2 separate regions of the Homo sapiens genome follow, and region 2 is linked to region 1. A link is an interaction called in ENCODE POLR2A ChIA-PET data of the cell type or tissue named here. Cell type or tissue: OCI-LY7. All regions are shown on one strand. Each heading gives the region's core, and the rest is flanking DNA. Links, peaks and the distances in the headings are about the cores only.

Region 1 (8,194 bases), core at 2,707-6,706:
GGGTTTTGCCATGTTGCCCAGGCTGATCTCCAACTTGTGGGCTCAAGTGATCTGCCCGCCTCGACCTCCCAAAAACCGAAATTTTAACTGTAAGAAGAAACATGATAGGATTGTTAAATTGATAGCTACGTGGTTAGCTGTGGATTCTTTTTTGATTGCCTTAAATACATGAAAAGAATGTCAGAATGAATCCTTCATGGCAATCTCAGTGGTTATTCCTCTCCAAAAGCTTCTGCCCATTCCTTTTCATCTCTGCCTTCCCTTATTTCTCACCACCAGCTCCTTTATCACGTGGTTTAGAATTCCACAGAAAGATTGAAGAGAAGCCACTTCTGAACTCTGGATTATAAGAAACATCACCATTTGAAGGCTGCCTTAGGGAACTATGCAGAGATGATGGGTAAAAATCGAGATGTGGAAAAGTTCAAGGCCTGTGAATGCAACTTTACTTCCTCACTGTAAAATAAAATTAGGTTAAAATCAAGGTGTTGGCAGGGGGAAAAAAGATTAGGGGCACGTCTCACAGATGTTAATTTTGGCCACGTACCTTAATGTCTTAATACATTAATATGATACATACATTAATAGCTTAATAGCTTCACACTAATAGATCTTACTAAAGAAAAATGATTTAGGATGGTAGTAAGCAGAAGAAATGATTGGATAAATTTGAATTTGAAGGATTTTTGCCTTTAGATGTTTCCGTGGAAGATATTTTCTGTAAAGGTGATGCCTTAGGTTTATACTTTTCCAAACACAGGATATTGCTAGGCCACATATATAAAGAAAAGGCCAAAAACATATTAAGAAGGAAGGAAGGGAGAAAAGAAAAAAGGGAGGAAGGAAGAAGGAAGGCAGGAAGGAAGGGAAGGCAGGGAGGGAGGAAGGCAGGAAGGAAGGAAGTTAGTTATATTCAGAATGTTCATTGTGATGGATGAGAATGGAATGCTCATGAAGTGCTCAGCTGGGCTGAAGTCACAGGTCCGCAGGTATCAAGAGCAGTGGTGACTCCTGTGAGTAAAAAGACTAACAGGGCTCCAAACAAGATAGGATTCAGAGTTGAGACTCCTACTTGAAGCCAGTAAATGAGGTGGTTCATTTAGGCTGATAAAAAGCGTCTGGGAAAAAGAATGGGGTAGGGGAGAGGTTATGTGATCCTGTGCTCTAACTGTAGCAATTTCTTCCACATATTCTCCATCGTCTGGGGTGATGCTGACCATCACCCAGGACTATGACTTTTAGCCACCTTCTGGCTGAGGATGGTAGAAGGATATATAAGCAGCCAGGCCTGTGGCTGCCACAGTCATAGGCTCTTCCATATGCCCAATAAGACCATGGGACAGCAGCACAAAATGCCATTCTACAACCTGGCTCTGGGCTAGAGACCCAGAGAGCCAAGCAGACATAACCATAACATTACTAGAATAGGAGGGTGGGCAAAGGGGAAGTGAGAGGGAGAGAGAAAACAAAATCCTCTTCCTCCTCACCCTTTCAGTGAGCCTGCCAACTGAAATTTCAGAACACCTGAATAAACCTAAAGCTGAGGAAGACAACCCACCAAAACAACAAATGAAGCATAAATTCGTTTGAAATGAAACTAAATTCATGGAATAGTCTGAAGGATTAATGTAGATAACTACTAACTGTAAGAAGGAAAACAATTTGGGATAAAATACGTAAAAACTAACTCTAATCATACAGTTGGGGCAGGGACAGCATCCAGTGTGTGATTTAGGCATGCACAAGTTGTTTTTCTTTGTTTGGTTTTTTGTTGTTGTTTTTGAGATGGAGTCTCGCTCCGTCGCCCAGGCTAGAGTGCAGTGGCATGATCTCGGCTCACTGCAACCTCCGCCTCCCAGGTTCAAGCGATCCTCTTGCCTCAGCCTCCTGAGTAGCTGGGGTTGCAGGTGCATGCCACAACACCTGGCTGATTTTTGTATTTTTAGTAGAGACGGGGTTTCACCGTGTTGGCCAGACTGGTCTCGAACTCCTGACCTCAGGTGACCCGCCCTCCTTGGTCTCCCAAAATGCTGAGATTACAGGTGTGAGCCACCGTGCCCGGCCTAGGCACGCATAGGTTTTTGTACTCAGAAAGGGGATAGAACTACAGGAAAATTGACAGTTAAGCAAACATGTTAAACTAATTTGTAGTTAAGCAAATATGTTAAAACTATAGAAAAACAATGTCTAGTTTCTAAACCAAAAGAAGAAAGGGTCTACAGAAAATTTAATCAATCTAACAGAAGACAGGAAATGAGGAAAAAAAGCATTGGAGGAAAAGGTTGGTAAAAAGAGATTTCTATCTATATGACCATGCTTTTGAATTATCAGGCAGTCAGTTTTTCCCAAGATTTCCAGTACATAAGCAGTGGTGTACTGGTAAATGTTTAAACTGGCTGGTTGCGGATAGGGGTGGGAGTGGGGCTGATTTTCAGTGTTTACTCGTTTTCATGGTGTAAATATTCCCACCATAGCCAATTTCAAGCTATCAATCTGATATCAACCAGCTCACAGAATTCCTGAAAATGTTAACAGTAATGTCTAGTAAGCTTATGCATGCTGGTTCTAGGATACTATTGTTTACTCGTTTGGGATAGACAGGATTTCCTCATAGTCTTCCTACTGCATATAACTTTTGACAATAAAATAAAAAGATTCAACAATGAGATACCACTACATACCTATTGGAATGACCAAAATCTGGAACACTGACAATACCAAATGCTGCCAAGGATGTGGAGCAAAAGGAACTCTCCTTCATTTTTGGTGGGAATGCAAATGGTATAGCCACTTTGGAAGACAGTTTGCTAATTTCTTACAAAAGTAAACATATGCTTACCGTAGGGTCTAGCAATCGCCCTTTTTAATATTTACCTAAAGGAATTGAAAACTTATATACACATAAAAATCTGCACATGAATGTTTATCACAGTTTTATTTACAAGTGCCAAAACTTGGAAATCACCAAGATGTCCTTCAGTAGGTGAATGGATGAGTAAACTCTGGTATATCCAGACAATGGAACATTATTCACTGCTAAAAAGAAATCAGCTATCAAGCCATGAAAAGACATGGAGGAATCTTAAATTCATGTTACCATGTGAAAGAAACCAATCTGAAGAGTCTATATACTGTAGGATTCCAATTACGTGACATTCTGGAAAAGGCAAAACCATGGAGACAGTATGGAGATCAGTAGTTGTCAGGAGTTGTGGGCAGGGAGGGAGGGGAAGAACAGGTGGAACCCACAGGATTTTTCGGGCAGTGAAAATACTCTGTATAATACTCTACGAATGGATTACATGTCATTATAAATTTGCCCAAACCTATAGAATGTACAACACTGAGAGTGAACTTTAATGTAAACCATGGACTCTGGGTAATTACGATGTGTCAGTATGAGTTCCTCAATTGTAACAAATGTACAGGTGGGGGATGTTGACAGTGGAGAGGCTGTGCGTGTAGGGGGGCCGGGGTATATGGGAAATCTCTGTACCTTTCTCTCAATTTTGCTGTGAACTTAAAACTGTTGTAAAAATAAAGTCTTTAATAAAATAAAACAAATTCTCTGCATGCTACTTTTCTAACTGAAATCATAAGGGAATTTATTATGAAAACAGGACTTGGTGGCATTCTCTTATTAGAGTATTCATCATATGGTTATGGAAGGCTAGTAATTTATGATCCTTGCTAGCAAAGCCAGATCAATAAAGAGATAAATGTCCTCAGCACAATAGAATTTATATCATCCACATGATAATTGACCACTGTGTCACACATTCAATCATTCATCGCATTATCTGATATAACTAGCAGGAAGGGTAATATGTCTATGATTTATTATTAATGCATACTAGTATGAAATTCGTGATCCATCTAACCTGTTACCTGTCCTTGGCAACATAGTATGTACAGTTGTCTACTTCCAGTAATAGGATCCCGCAGAAAGAATCAGACAACCCTGTTTAATGCTAGGCATTGCCTGTTGAATTGGAAGAGATCCAAGAAGTGCCTGAGCTAGTGTTACTCCCTCTCTTCTTTTCTCTTCTCTTCCCTTTCTCCTTGTCATCAGTTCTGGTTCCTTTTTTTTGTTCTGTTTTGTTTTTCTTTCCCCAGAGCACAGTGGCCTGTCTAGAGCAGAGATGGGTGGGTAAGTGGTCCTAAAAGATCCTTTGATGTCACTGATTTGCTGCTATGAGTATATTTTGTGACAGTCATTCTGTATCACCTATCTATGCATGTCAGTGAATTAACAGTGGCTTCAAGCTCAGGACACACCATAATACCAGGGCGGGGAAACAGCAGGTCCCCTGGGGAAACAGAATGGAGAAAATTAGAAAGGAAAACAGAAAGATAACCATTCAGAAACCCATGCATAGAGTTAGTTCCCTAACAATAGGAGTCAAAAGTATTCCAAACTGTCTCCCCCTCCCCCTTCTTTCCCAACCTCTTGGGAACATGTGTTGGTTGCCTGCAACGTCTGTGCTTTACTTTGCAAGGGTTAATTAGATGGCCTATTATTCAGCAAATTAAAGGCTTGGTTGCCTGAGTTCCTTTCAGAAAGGATTAGGGTCTCTGATGAGGCTTTGATGTAATAGATGGAGCTGTTCTGCTCCATCTTGTTAATGGAGGAGTTTTAAGGACTCCCCAGACTCTATTTGGCCGTCAGTGTCTTTATTCATTCCCTTTCCTAAAGAAGAAAAATATTTTATCTTGCAAAAATTCAGTGCTTGAACAAGGCACTGGATTGACATCCTGGGGGTGGGGTGGGGGGTGGAGGGTGAAGTGTTCATTTCTTGTCTAAAATCACACAGAAGCAGCACTTCCTGGCTTCCTTGGGTGGCCACTTCCTCTGCAAAAACCATCTCTCCAAAAAAGCAGCAGGAGCAGTAATTTAGGCCTTGTGGTTCATTGTCCTTTGAAGCTTTTTTGCTAAGAAGTTGGGCAGGAGAGATGACAGGTGACAGGCATGGTAGTGGTTTGTGTCCTCAGGAACATGAACCAAGACAGCCAATAACTGCAAAATCCTACCTTGCATAAAATGTGTGCACCTACATATTATCTGACAAGATTTTTTTCCAGACTTTTTAGTGTGGTTAAGTTGTTATGAAAATCTGGCTTAGTTCATTTTCTCCAATTTGATGTTCACATAATTGGCAGTCAGCCAGAGAAGTGTTTAGTCAATTTTAGTCTTTACCAAAAGAACAAACATTAAGGGAAGGGTACAAAATGTGGGTAGACACAATGCCAGTACGACTATTGCAGCTCTAGGTCATTATCCTGCCTCTTTATCTAATCTCCTAGCCCCACTGTGTATTATGGCCTGACATTTTAGCTGGAGTAATTATTGTCATCATTTAGGGAGCAAGTCAGCTGTCCTTTTGTTGCCAACTCCCACTTGTGTGATGCTCCAGTCTTATTCCTGCCCTTCCCCAACTCACATTGTTGGGATTGAATCGCTCCCTCCTTTGAGTTACTTTTGATTCATGGGCTCAACATTTTCAGCAATCTTCTTTTCATTCTTTGCAATGAATAGCACATGGTAGCTTGGCATCCACCTTTTCTTTCCTTAATCAATGCCAGCATCCAGACATTCAACGTGTCAGGAATCAAGGGGCCTGACCCTATAAAAATTCACCAAGTTGCTGATAGATTTAGCAATGGATTAAGACAGATGGCTCTTGTCTCTTTGTGTTGGCCACCCAGGGAGAATTTTTTTTACTAGATGATGTAAGGCATCAGTTTATTTATTTATTTATTATTTATTTATTTTTATTTTATTTTATTTTTTGAGATGGAGTCTCGCTGTGTCGCCCAGGTGGAGTGCAGTGGCGTGATCTCGGCTCACTGCAAGCTCTGCCTCCTGGGTTCACGCCATTCTCCTGCCTCAGCCTCCCAAGTAGCTGGGACTACAGGTGCCCGCCACCATGCCCGGCTGACTTTTTTGTATTTTTACTGGAGACGGGGTTTCACCGTGTTGGCCAGGATGGTCTCAATCTCCTGACCTCGTGATCCGCCCACCTCGGCCTCCCAAAGTGCTGGGATTACAGGCATGAGCCACCGCGCCTGGCCAACAGGCTTCGGTTTACATTGAAGAGTGTCATAAGAAACAGCCCTATTAAACCCATAGCTGCATTTACTAGAGAGTGATAATATTCATTACATAGCATGGAGGCATTTCTTTTCTTTTTGAGACAGATTTTCCCTCTTTTTGCCCAGCCTGGAGTACAACGGCATGATCTCGGCTCCCTGTAACCTCTGCTTCCTGGGTTCAAGCAGTTCTCCTGCCTCAGCCTCCTGAGTAGCTGGGATTACAGGCATCCATCACCACACCTGGCTAATTTTGTATTTTTAGTAGAGATGGGGTTTCACCATGTTGGCCAGGCTGGTCTCGAACTCCTGACCTCAGGTGATCCACCCACCTCAGCCTCCCAAAGTGCTGGGATTACAAGTGTGAGCCACCGCACCTGGCTGCATGGAGCCATTTCTATGAAAACCCTGGAAAGCTATATCTTTAGTCTTGTTACCTGTCATTACATCACAGTTCTCCAAATTGCTGGTCTGTTTTATTTATTTATTTTTATTTTTATCTTTAAAAAAATGTTTTAAGACAAGGTCTCACCCTGTGGCCCAGGCTGGAGTGCAGTGGTACAATCATGGCTCACTGCAGCCTCAACCTCCTGGGCTCAAGCAGTCCTCCCACCTCAGCCTCCCAAGTGGCTGGGACCATAGGTATGCACCACCACGGCCCCCTGATTTAAAAACAATATTTTTGGTAGAGACAGGGTCTCCCTGTGTGGCTCAGGCTTGTCTCTAACTCCTGGGCTCAAGCAATATTCCTGGCTCAGCCTCCCAAAGTGCTGGGATCACAGACAGGTGTGAGACACTGGGCCTGGCCTAGTCTGTTTTTATATCATGGATTTTAAGAAATATAGAACAGAATTCCTGTCTCTACTAAAAATACAAAAATTAGCTGGGCATTGTGGCAGTCACCTATAATCTCAGCTACTCAGGAAGCTGAGGCAGGAGAATCCCTTGAACCTGGGAGGCGGAGGTTGCAGTGAGCCAAGATCACGCCTTGCACTCCAGCCTGGGCAACAGAGAGAGACTCCATCTCAAAAAAAATAAAAATAAAAATAAATAATATATATTATATATATATATTTTATATATTATATATTTATATGTGTATTATATATTATATTTTATATATATGTATATAACTGACTACATTTTATCTTTCACATTGTCTGACAGAAAGCCCAGAGCCCCATTTGTGGACACCGCTAACAAAGTCTTTTATTTGGTATTCTAATTCCTATTAGATTCCAGGGTATCTTTCTTCCCTTATTTCCCCTTTGCTTCATTTTTCTGTTTGGTTTATAATTGTTTTTTATCTTTCCTTATCACATATACCTTTATTTATTTAAGCACCTATTGTTTTAAGGTGTCTTAAGTTATTTCTGGAACAAGATGGAATATTTTAAAATTTGCATACGTTGGTAGGAATATAAAATGATGCTATGATTTTGGAAAACAGTCTGGTAGTTCCTCAAGAAGACAAACATAAAGTTACCATAACCAGCAATCCAGGGGAAATGAAAACATGTGTCCACATAAAAGCTTGTACAGAAATGTTCGTAGTAGCAATAATTCATAATAGCTTAAAAGTAGAAACAACCAGCTGGGCGCAGTGGCTCACGCCTGTAATCCCAGCACTTTGGGAGGCCAAGGTGGGTGGATCACCTGAGGTCGGGAGTTCGAGACCAGGCTGACCAACATGGAGAAACTCCGTCTCTACTAAAAATACAAAAGTAGCCAGGTGCGGTGGGGAGCGCCTGTAATCCCAGCTACTCCGGAGGCTGAGGCAGGAGAATCACTTGAACCTGGGAGGCAGAGGTTGCGGTGAGCCGAGATCGCACCATTGCACTCCAGCCTGGGCAACGAGAGTGAAACTCCTTCTCAAAAAAAAAAACAAAAAAACAAAAGTAGAAACAACCTAAGTGTCTATCAACTGATAGACGGATCAACAAAATGTGGTATGTCCATATAATGAAACATTATTTAACAATAAAAATGAATGAAATATTAATATATGCTGTGATATGAATGAACCTTGAAAACATGCAAAATGAAAGAAGCTAGTCACAAAAGACCATACATATTATATGAAATGTCCAGATTAGACAAATCT
Region 2 (8,194 bases), core at 2,785-6,784, 1.2 Mb after region 1:
TCCCAACACTCCGAACATCTGGGTCATAAGAGGGGCAAAACGTATGTGGAATGAAGGACTGAATGAGTTTATAAAATAGTACAAAGATGAAGGAGAGCTGGGAGGAGCTTCCATATAATAATCTACAGTTTACTTGAAAGCTCATTAAATCTACCTGTACCCTAAAAAAAAAAAAAAAAAAAAAGCAAACCATACCTACTACAAAAGCTAGCCAGGTAGATATTTTCTGGTCTCATTAATGTCTTTTGCAATAAGAGCTTTTGTTATGTCTAAAAGCTTACACACACTAAAAAAAAAAAAAAGAAAACAAAAGAAAAGAAAAAAAACCAACCTCAGGCCAGACATGGCATGGTGGCTCACGCCTGTAATCCCAACAATTTGGGAGGCCAAGGTGGGAAGATCAGTTGAGGCCAGGAGTTGAAGACCAACCTGGGCAGCATAGCAAGGCCCTATCTCTGTAAAAATAAAAACAAAAAAACTCATCTGTTTCATAAAGTGAGAAACTGCCATAGTAGTATACATTTATATCTTTAAGAATAGTAATAATTAACTGAGAAATGCCCAGGCATTTAAGATGGAAACTTTATTCTATTCTATTCTATTTATTTATTTATTTACTGAGACAGCGTCTCACCCTGTCGCCCAGGCTGGAGTACTGTGGTGCAATCTTGGCTCATTGCAACCTCTGCCTCCTGGGTTCAAGTGACTTTCATGCTTCAGCCTCCCAAGTAGCTAGGATTACAGGCCCATGCCACCATACCTGGCTAATTTTTGTATTTTTAGTAGAGAAGGTGCTTCACCATGATGTCCAGGCTGGTCTCAAATTCCTGGCCTCAAGTGATCCACCCACCTCGGCCTCCCAAAGTGCTGGAATGGCAGACATGAGCCACTGTGCCCAGCCAACATGGAAACTTTAAAAGTAAACTTTTATTGTCTATTTCTAATTATAAAAGTAATACACATTAATGTTAAAGTTTATAAGATGTAGAAAGATATAAAGAAAAAACCCTGGCTATTCTGGGCACACTGCCTGTGGGGTATTCCTGTTCCACAAGGAGTAGAACCTCTGCTGCTGCTACAAATTAAATAAAAAAACAAAAAATGAAAAAACCCACTGATACTGCCATAATCTAGAGATATCATTAGCTTTTGGCTTATTCCCTTTAGGCTTTTATTATGCCTATGCAAATGTAGATATAGATATTTAATTTTTAAACATAATTGGGTCATACTGTATTTTCACTTTCATCTCTAAGTAATAACTTTTTATGAAAGTTTATTTTTCCTTAGCTCTTAAGAACTTCCACTGTGTTGAAGAACAGCTTCCTGTAGGTGATGATTCCTAAACACTGGGGCACTTTGTTTGCATATAGTTGGCATTTAGTGTGTTTGTAGACTATATATAATGGAATATTCCACTACCTTCTCTTTTGAGGGTTTTCCAGACTGTTTATCCATATCTCTAGAATAATTTGAGTGAATCAACAGCAGTCATTTTCAAACTTCAACATACGTAAGAATCGTCTGGGCAGTTTGTTAAAAATACAGATTCCTGGGCCCTAATCCAGAAATTGGATTTAGCAGGTCAGAATGTGGCCCAGGCATCTTTTTATTTTTTATTTTTTTGTTGTTGTTGTTTTTGTTCTTGAGACAGAGCTTTGCTCTGTCACCCAGGCTGAAGTGCACAATGTCAGCTCACTGCAACCTCCGCCATCCGGGTTCAAGCAATTCTCTTGCTTCAGCCTCCAGAGTAGCTGGGACTACAGGCATGTGCCACCATGCCTGGCTAGTTTTTGTATTTTTAGTAGAGATGGGGTTTTGACATGTTGGCCAGGCTGGTCTTAAAATCCTGATCTCAAGTGATCCTCCTGCCTCGGCCTCCCAAAGTGCTGGGATTACAGCAGGCATCCCTTTAAATGCATGCCTTCTGTGAACAGCACTTCCAGTACTGACTTAGAGAGACAAAAGGTCTTATAATTTTCGGTCCACTAGGTTATAAATTATCACCTTCACTTGTAAGGTAGTAAGATTAAGATAGTTAAAAGGAAATAATGATTATTTATAAATTATAAGTTATTATAAATTATAAATATGCATTATTGCAGCATTCAGAACACTTTTAATCAAAGTTAAGCATTCTGTAATGTTTTTCTTTTCCTTTTAAATGTAATTTTCTTTTGTTGCAAAAAATGTTTAATGGTGAAAGTCAGATTTAGGGTAGTTAAGTTGCTCAGGGATCCTGTAAGCAAATTTCTGACCTCCTACCTGCTTAGACTGTTGAGCCCTACAGGATTGTAAGAGACACACATGACAAATTATGGAGGAAATGAGAGAAAACAGAAAGAATCTTAGGAATGAAAATAGGAGAGCAGGAATGAGAAATATATGTTTCTATGGGTAAGCCACAGAAAAGATATGATGATTTATGGAGATATATTTGTGCTATATCCCTGAGCCCCATTTTCTTTTCCTTTCTTTTCTTTTTTCTTTCTTAGACAGGGTCTCACTCTGTCACCCAGGCTGGAGTGCAATGGCACAATCTCAGCTCACTGCAACCTCCATCTCCAGGACTCAAGCAATCCTCCTGCCTCAGCATCCACAGTAGCTGGGACCACAGACGTGCACCACCATGCCCAGCTAATTTTTTGTAGAGATGGGGTTTCGCCATGTTGCCCGGGCTTGTCTTGAACTCCTGGACTCAAGTGATCTTCCCACCTTGGCCTCCCAAAGTGCTGGGATTACAGGCGTGAGGCACCACACTCAGCCCCCATTTTCATATAGAAAGCACAACATGGACATCAGGAAGCTTGCCCTTTGATACTAATAGAATCACTGAAGTTCACTGAAGAAGATTTAGGAATATTCTGAACCACCAAGAGGGAACCCTCTGAACCATTTCTAATATATTCAGGCATTTTGGTTATTAACTAAATAATAAAATATGCAAACCAACCTATCAAATGCATTTGTTATTACTTTTTAAATATAAATTACAGAATTTATTGTATTAGGATATACTTCAGAAAACAACAGTTAATCTTGGCTATTCTTGGCCCTTTGATCTATGTAAATTTTAGAATCAATGCATCAAATTCCACCAAAAATCTATTAGGATTTTATTTAATCTATAGATGAATTTGAGAACCGACATCTGTATAATACAAGTCTTCCAACTCATTATCCTGAGCCTGTTTTTTTAGCCTTCTCCAAAATATTGCAAAGCTTTATATTTTCTTTGTAGAGTTGTTGTCTCCAACTTATTGCTAGCTCCTTGCTATTAAAAATGGTATCATTAAAAATTAATTCACTTGTTGCCTCTTTACAAAAAGTGCAACTGATCTCAAGTATAAATTTATACCTAGCAAACTTGATAAACTTATGTTAGTAATTAATCTCAAGATTCTTTTGGATTGTGTTTTATAATCTTATGTGATTAATAAGTTTTGTTTCTTTTTCTATCATCATTTTTTTTTCTTGCTTAACTCAGTAGCTGAGACTTTCAGAAAAATGCTGAATAGGAATAGGTGATAAGGGATATAAGACAAATCCCTTCTAGATCTGAGTCATGTCTTGGAAGAGAGCTACTCTGAAATGCCTATAGACCATAAGCAGACTGTGTGTGAGCAAGAAATATACTTTTATATGTTAAGCTCTTGAAAATGGAGCCTGTTAGTTCCTATAGCATGTTCTGTCCTAATATAATCAGATTAAAATAATCATCTTCCATTCCTAGTTTGTTAAAACATCTCATACATGACTGTTGAATCCTACCAATGTTTTTCACCATCTGTTTTGATGATTATATGATTTTTCCTCTGCAGTCTGTTAAAGTGACAAATCATACAAATTGTTTTGTTATCAGTTTCCATTTATTACTACTTGGTATTACACATGAGCTGATTCTCAGTGTGAATTAGGGCGTTGGACCCCTCCCCCTGCCTCCCTTCTTCTGTCTCCCCATTAGCCCTTGGATCTCAATCAAGAAAGCTGAACAGTGATGTTAGTGCTTTCTCCCCACTCTCCTCTCTTTTCATAATTGTTTTGCTAGGATGGTAGATCCTAAATAGGCATCTGAAAAAAAATGTTCCTTTAAACTCAGTAATTCAGTAACCACAAAGTCATCTTTATCTTGTTGAAGAGAGGATACTTGATGGGCAAACGTGTGGGGTGACAAAACCGTGAAAGCGCAACAGACTTCAGTTTATATAGGAACCTTGCTGTCTTCTCTGCAAAGAGGTATCCCACTAGCGATTTCATTATCAAGGAAATGAAGACACCTTTTCTGCAGAATTCATTTCTTTCTCATAAAACAAAAATCAACTTCATTCCACATAGCTTTTTAGGTTGAACTGACTAAATTCTGTGTCCTAATGTACTCGGTTTTAGTGATTTAAAAAATCTTTTCCTTCCCTTCCTACTTAGCAACCTTAGGAGATTGGTAAAAACAAACAAGTAAGTACCAGAATGTTCACTATAGTCGGATTAAGGATAGCAAAAACCAAACAGAAACATCCATAGAGAACTGTATAAATAAATTGTTATAGCCTTAGGATATTAGCCATTAAAAGGAATAAATTAGGTAAATGTATAGGTATGAAAAAGATTTCCAAGATATTCTGTTAAGGGAAAAAAGCAAGATGCAGAACAATATGTATAGGGATAATAAATTTTCTGGAATGATCCATGAGAAGGTGATAAAAGGGGTTACATTAGGTAGTGGAACTGGAGCGAGGAAACTTCATTTTCTACCCTTTGGTTCTATATGAAAGGTTTTGTCATATTACACATATTGCTTTTTAAATAATTTAAAATTAGTTTAGAACTTAAAATTAAATGATAACCTTTGCACTTTTTGGTGTTTAGCTTCTTTCAGGTTTTTCAGTCTTTCTGCTTCCATGGGCTCCGCTTTCTCTCCGAGCATTTCTCATGCCCATACATGTTTATTCTGGAATTGTCATCTTTGGAACAGTGATTGCAACAGCACTTATGGGATTGACAGAGAAACTGATTTTTTCCCTGTAAGTTGCATAGTCTTCTTAATTGTAATACTTAAGCCACAAAATGTTAAATACTTGTTCACTGGGAAAATGTAATAAAAATATAACAAAATTTTTTAGATATTAAAATTAAAAAATATTTTAAAGAATTTGTTATATCATATAGGTAATATGATATTACTAAAAGTTTAGAAGGACCAAAAAGTCTGACAAATTGTATTACTCTTATGAAACAACTATTGAAGTTATACATTCCCTTTCAATCTTGTTGATATGCATGTTTTTATATTAATTGTAATTATAGTGTACATACATTTTTGTTTCATCCTTTTTAAAAATTTTAAGTGATAACTGTTACTGGTGGAGGGTGTCCAGGTTCTTGGCGTTTTGAACAAAGAAGTGGACAAAACACACAAACAAAGCAAGTAAAGAATGAAGCAACAAAAGCAGAGAGTTACTGAAAATGAAAGTACACTCCACAGGGCGGGAGTGGCCTGAGCAGCCACTCAACGGCCCGATAGGGAATCTTCTTGGGTCCAAATAGCCCCTAGAGGTTTCCCATTGGCCAGTTGGTGTTCACTGCATGTAAATGAAGTGGTGGCCTGCAGTCAGTTTGATTGGTTGTAGAAAGCAACCAATCAGAGATACTTTCAATTTTCCATCCGCCATGCAGAAAAGCGGGGTTTGCAAAGGGAGTAGCCTCGGGTCCTTTTGCTACTTAGATGTGGAAAGTTGGGGTTTTCCTTTTGGTTTAGTTCTAGGAAGTCCGTGTGAATTGACCTGAGGTTGCCTGCCTCCAGACCCTACCTGCCTTAAAACAAGTGTTACAGATGCTATATTATTTTCATATTTATTATTTTTAAATCAATTTCATTATATATTCCCGAGTGAATTGTAGCATAATTTATATTTCTCCTTAATAGCAAGCTTTGAGAGTTTACATTGAAACTGTACTAGTGTGCATTTTGAGCAGATAAATTCAAGACTGTTTTGCATGTTGCTGTATCATCCTGTTTGTAATTGGATACATCTCTTATTTCATAGGAGAGATCCTGCATACAGTACATTCCCGCCAGAAGGTGTTTTCGTAAATACGCTTGGCCTTCTGATCCTGGTGTTCGGGGCCCTCATTTTTTGGATAGTCACCAGACCGCAATGGAAACGTCCTAAGGAGCCAAATTCTACCATTCTTCATCCAAATGGAGGCACTGAACAGGGAGCAAGAGGTTCCATGCCAGCCTACTCTGGCAACAACATGGACAAATCAGATTCAGAGTTAAACAGTGAAGTAGCAGCAAGGAAAAGAAACTTAGCTCTGGATGAGGCTGGGCAGAGATCTACCATGTAAAATGTTGTAGAGATAGAGCCATATAACGTCACGTTTCAAAACTAGCTCTACAGTTTTGCTTCTCCTATTAGCCATATGATAATTGGGCTATGTAGTATCAATATTTACTTTAATCACAAAGGATGGTTTCTTGAAATAATTTGTATTGATTGAGGCCTATGAACTGACCTGAATTGGAAAGGATGTGATTAATATAAATAATAGCAGATATAAATTGTGGTTATGTTACCTTTATCTTGTTGAGGACCACAACATTAGCACGGTGCCTTGTGCAGAATAGATACTCAATATGTGAATATGTGTCTACTAGTAGTTAATTGGATAAACTGGCAGCATCCCTGGCCTGTTGTCATGCAGTCATTTCCTGTTAATTCTGGGAGACAATGATTTCACAACTAGCGGGAAGCAGTCCTAAAAGTTTAAAATCCGATAAGGAATATCTGGGACAGGGTTTAGATCATGACTCTACACAGATACCATGATGAGAGTATATTAAAGAAATTTAGGAAAGCACCTGGTTCCTTTCTCCCCATGCCTGCCTTCTGCTCCCTCCCCAGCTGGTTTGGGCTCAAATTGTCCCTGGAGACTAGGGTTTATGTTAGGGTATTGATAGATTAGAGCAGGTGGTTGAAGAGATCTTCTCTGGTCAGACTTGGAAGAATTTCCAAAACTGAAGTTAGCCCCAAGACTTCCCTAGGGTTGATGTACTTTATGATCCAGATGCTAAACTTCTTAGAATGAAAATATGCTTCAACACTTAAGTAGCATACACTGCCCTACAAACCTCAGAGAGCACTTTTCCCCAAGTTCTTGTTTTTATTTTTGAAAGTACTCACACAGCACTTACTATGCTCCAAACACTCCTCTAAGCACTTTACACATATTAGCTCATTCAGTCCCCAGACAGACGGGATGAAGTAGGTATTGTTACTGTTCCCATTTTACAGGTGAGAGATTTGAAGCCTGGGGAGGCTAGTAACTCACCCCAAGGTCACACGGCTCATACATGGTGGGACTGAGACTCAGATGCAGGCAGTCTGGCACCTCAGTCTGGATTCTAACCATTTCACTAAGCTATTTTTGTCTTGTACTACTTTGACCCACCCCTGAATAAACCTCAATTGCTGGAGTGGGGTGTAGTTATTAAAGGGATGCTTTTTACCTTTTGCTGTTTGCTGTGGCAGATTCCCCAGATAACCAAGGAAAAGGGGCCACCCATACCTGGAAATAGGCCATAGGGCCCCTACTACTGCCAACAAGCCATGGCCTACCTTGACACTTGTTTGATCTTAAAATTGTGTCTTGGTAACAAAAGATTTGGACAGGCATATCTGTAGCTTTCAAGTTAATTAATTGCAATATTTTTTTCTTCAGGATTTTAGCTGCTGAACAACTTTCAGTTTGGAGCTAAAAGAGACCTGTCTCATGGTCTGCCCTTCCCTGGGGCAATAGCTAGGGTCTTTCCTGATTTTTATGGAATTTTAGGGGATATTTTGAGCTTTGGGTTCTCAGTAGTGAATTGAGACTTGGAGGTGACTTTTCATGTTTGGAGTATCATCTCTGTCTGGGATCTGGGCTGACAAATTAAAACCTAGAGTAGTGCTTATGCTGAAATGATACTTTTCATTTTTTGGTTGATTTTTTTGCCTTCCCTTCAATTTTAAACTGAAGCATTTTAATATGGGTAGAAACTCTACACCAAATACACTAAACATTTTGGTGCTTAGTGGATTTCTTTTTAGGTAACTGGTACTTACTTCCAAAGACTGAATACAAGCCACACTCCATCATATCCCTTAAACTTCATGAAAAACCATTCAAGATCCCCTTGCTGCAACACTGTTCTCTT

What was found. Peaks named below come from ENCODE experiments on the same cell type or tissue, not always from the same donor. Only the 100,000 strongest peaks of a DNase experiment are listed, where the experiment ranks them.
Region 2: POLR2A ChIA-PET joins it to region 1 with 6 read pairs; 1 of 35 experiments calls an interaction of 5 or more read pairs at or near these places.

What each region holds. Positions count from the first base shown.
Region 1 is chr2:170,350,189-170,358,382 of GRCh38, forward strand. All of the region lies in intron 8 of MYO3B (myosin IIIB), which reads left to right. MYO3B-AS1 (MYO3B antisense RNA 1) reads right to left here and starts at 755. Exons shown (of 4, transcript NR_110576.1): 1 at 691-755. RefSeq lists an enhancer at 3,901-4,754. In OCI-LY7, for the core only: no CTCF peak of the experiment used is centred there; a DNase peak (open chromatin) is centred at 4,873; H3K27ac peaks cover 1,526 bases.
Region 2 is chr2:171,548,483-171,556,676 of GRCh38, forward strand. CYBRD1 (cytochrome b reductase 1) reads left to right here. Exons shown (of 4, transcript NM_024843.4): 3 at 4,864-5,018; 4 at 6,042-8,194. The coding sequence ends at 6,345. Among named protein-coding and RNA genes, the nearest start is that of CYBRD1, 30 kb to the left of the region's middle. In OCI-LY7, for the core only: no CTCF peak of the experiment used is centred there; no DNase peak of the experiment used is centred there; H3K4me3 peaks cover 257 bases.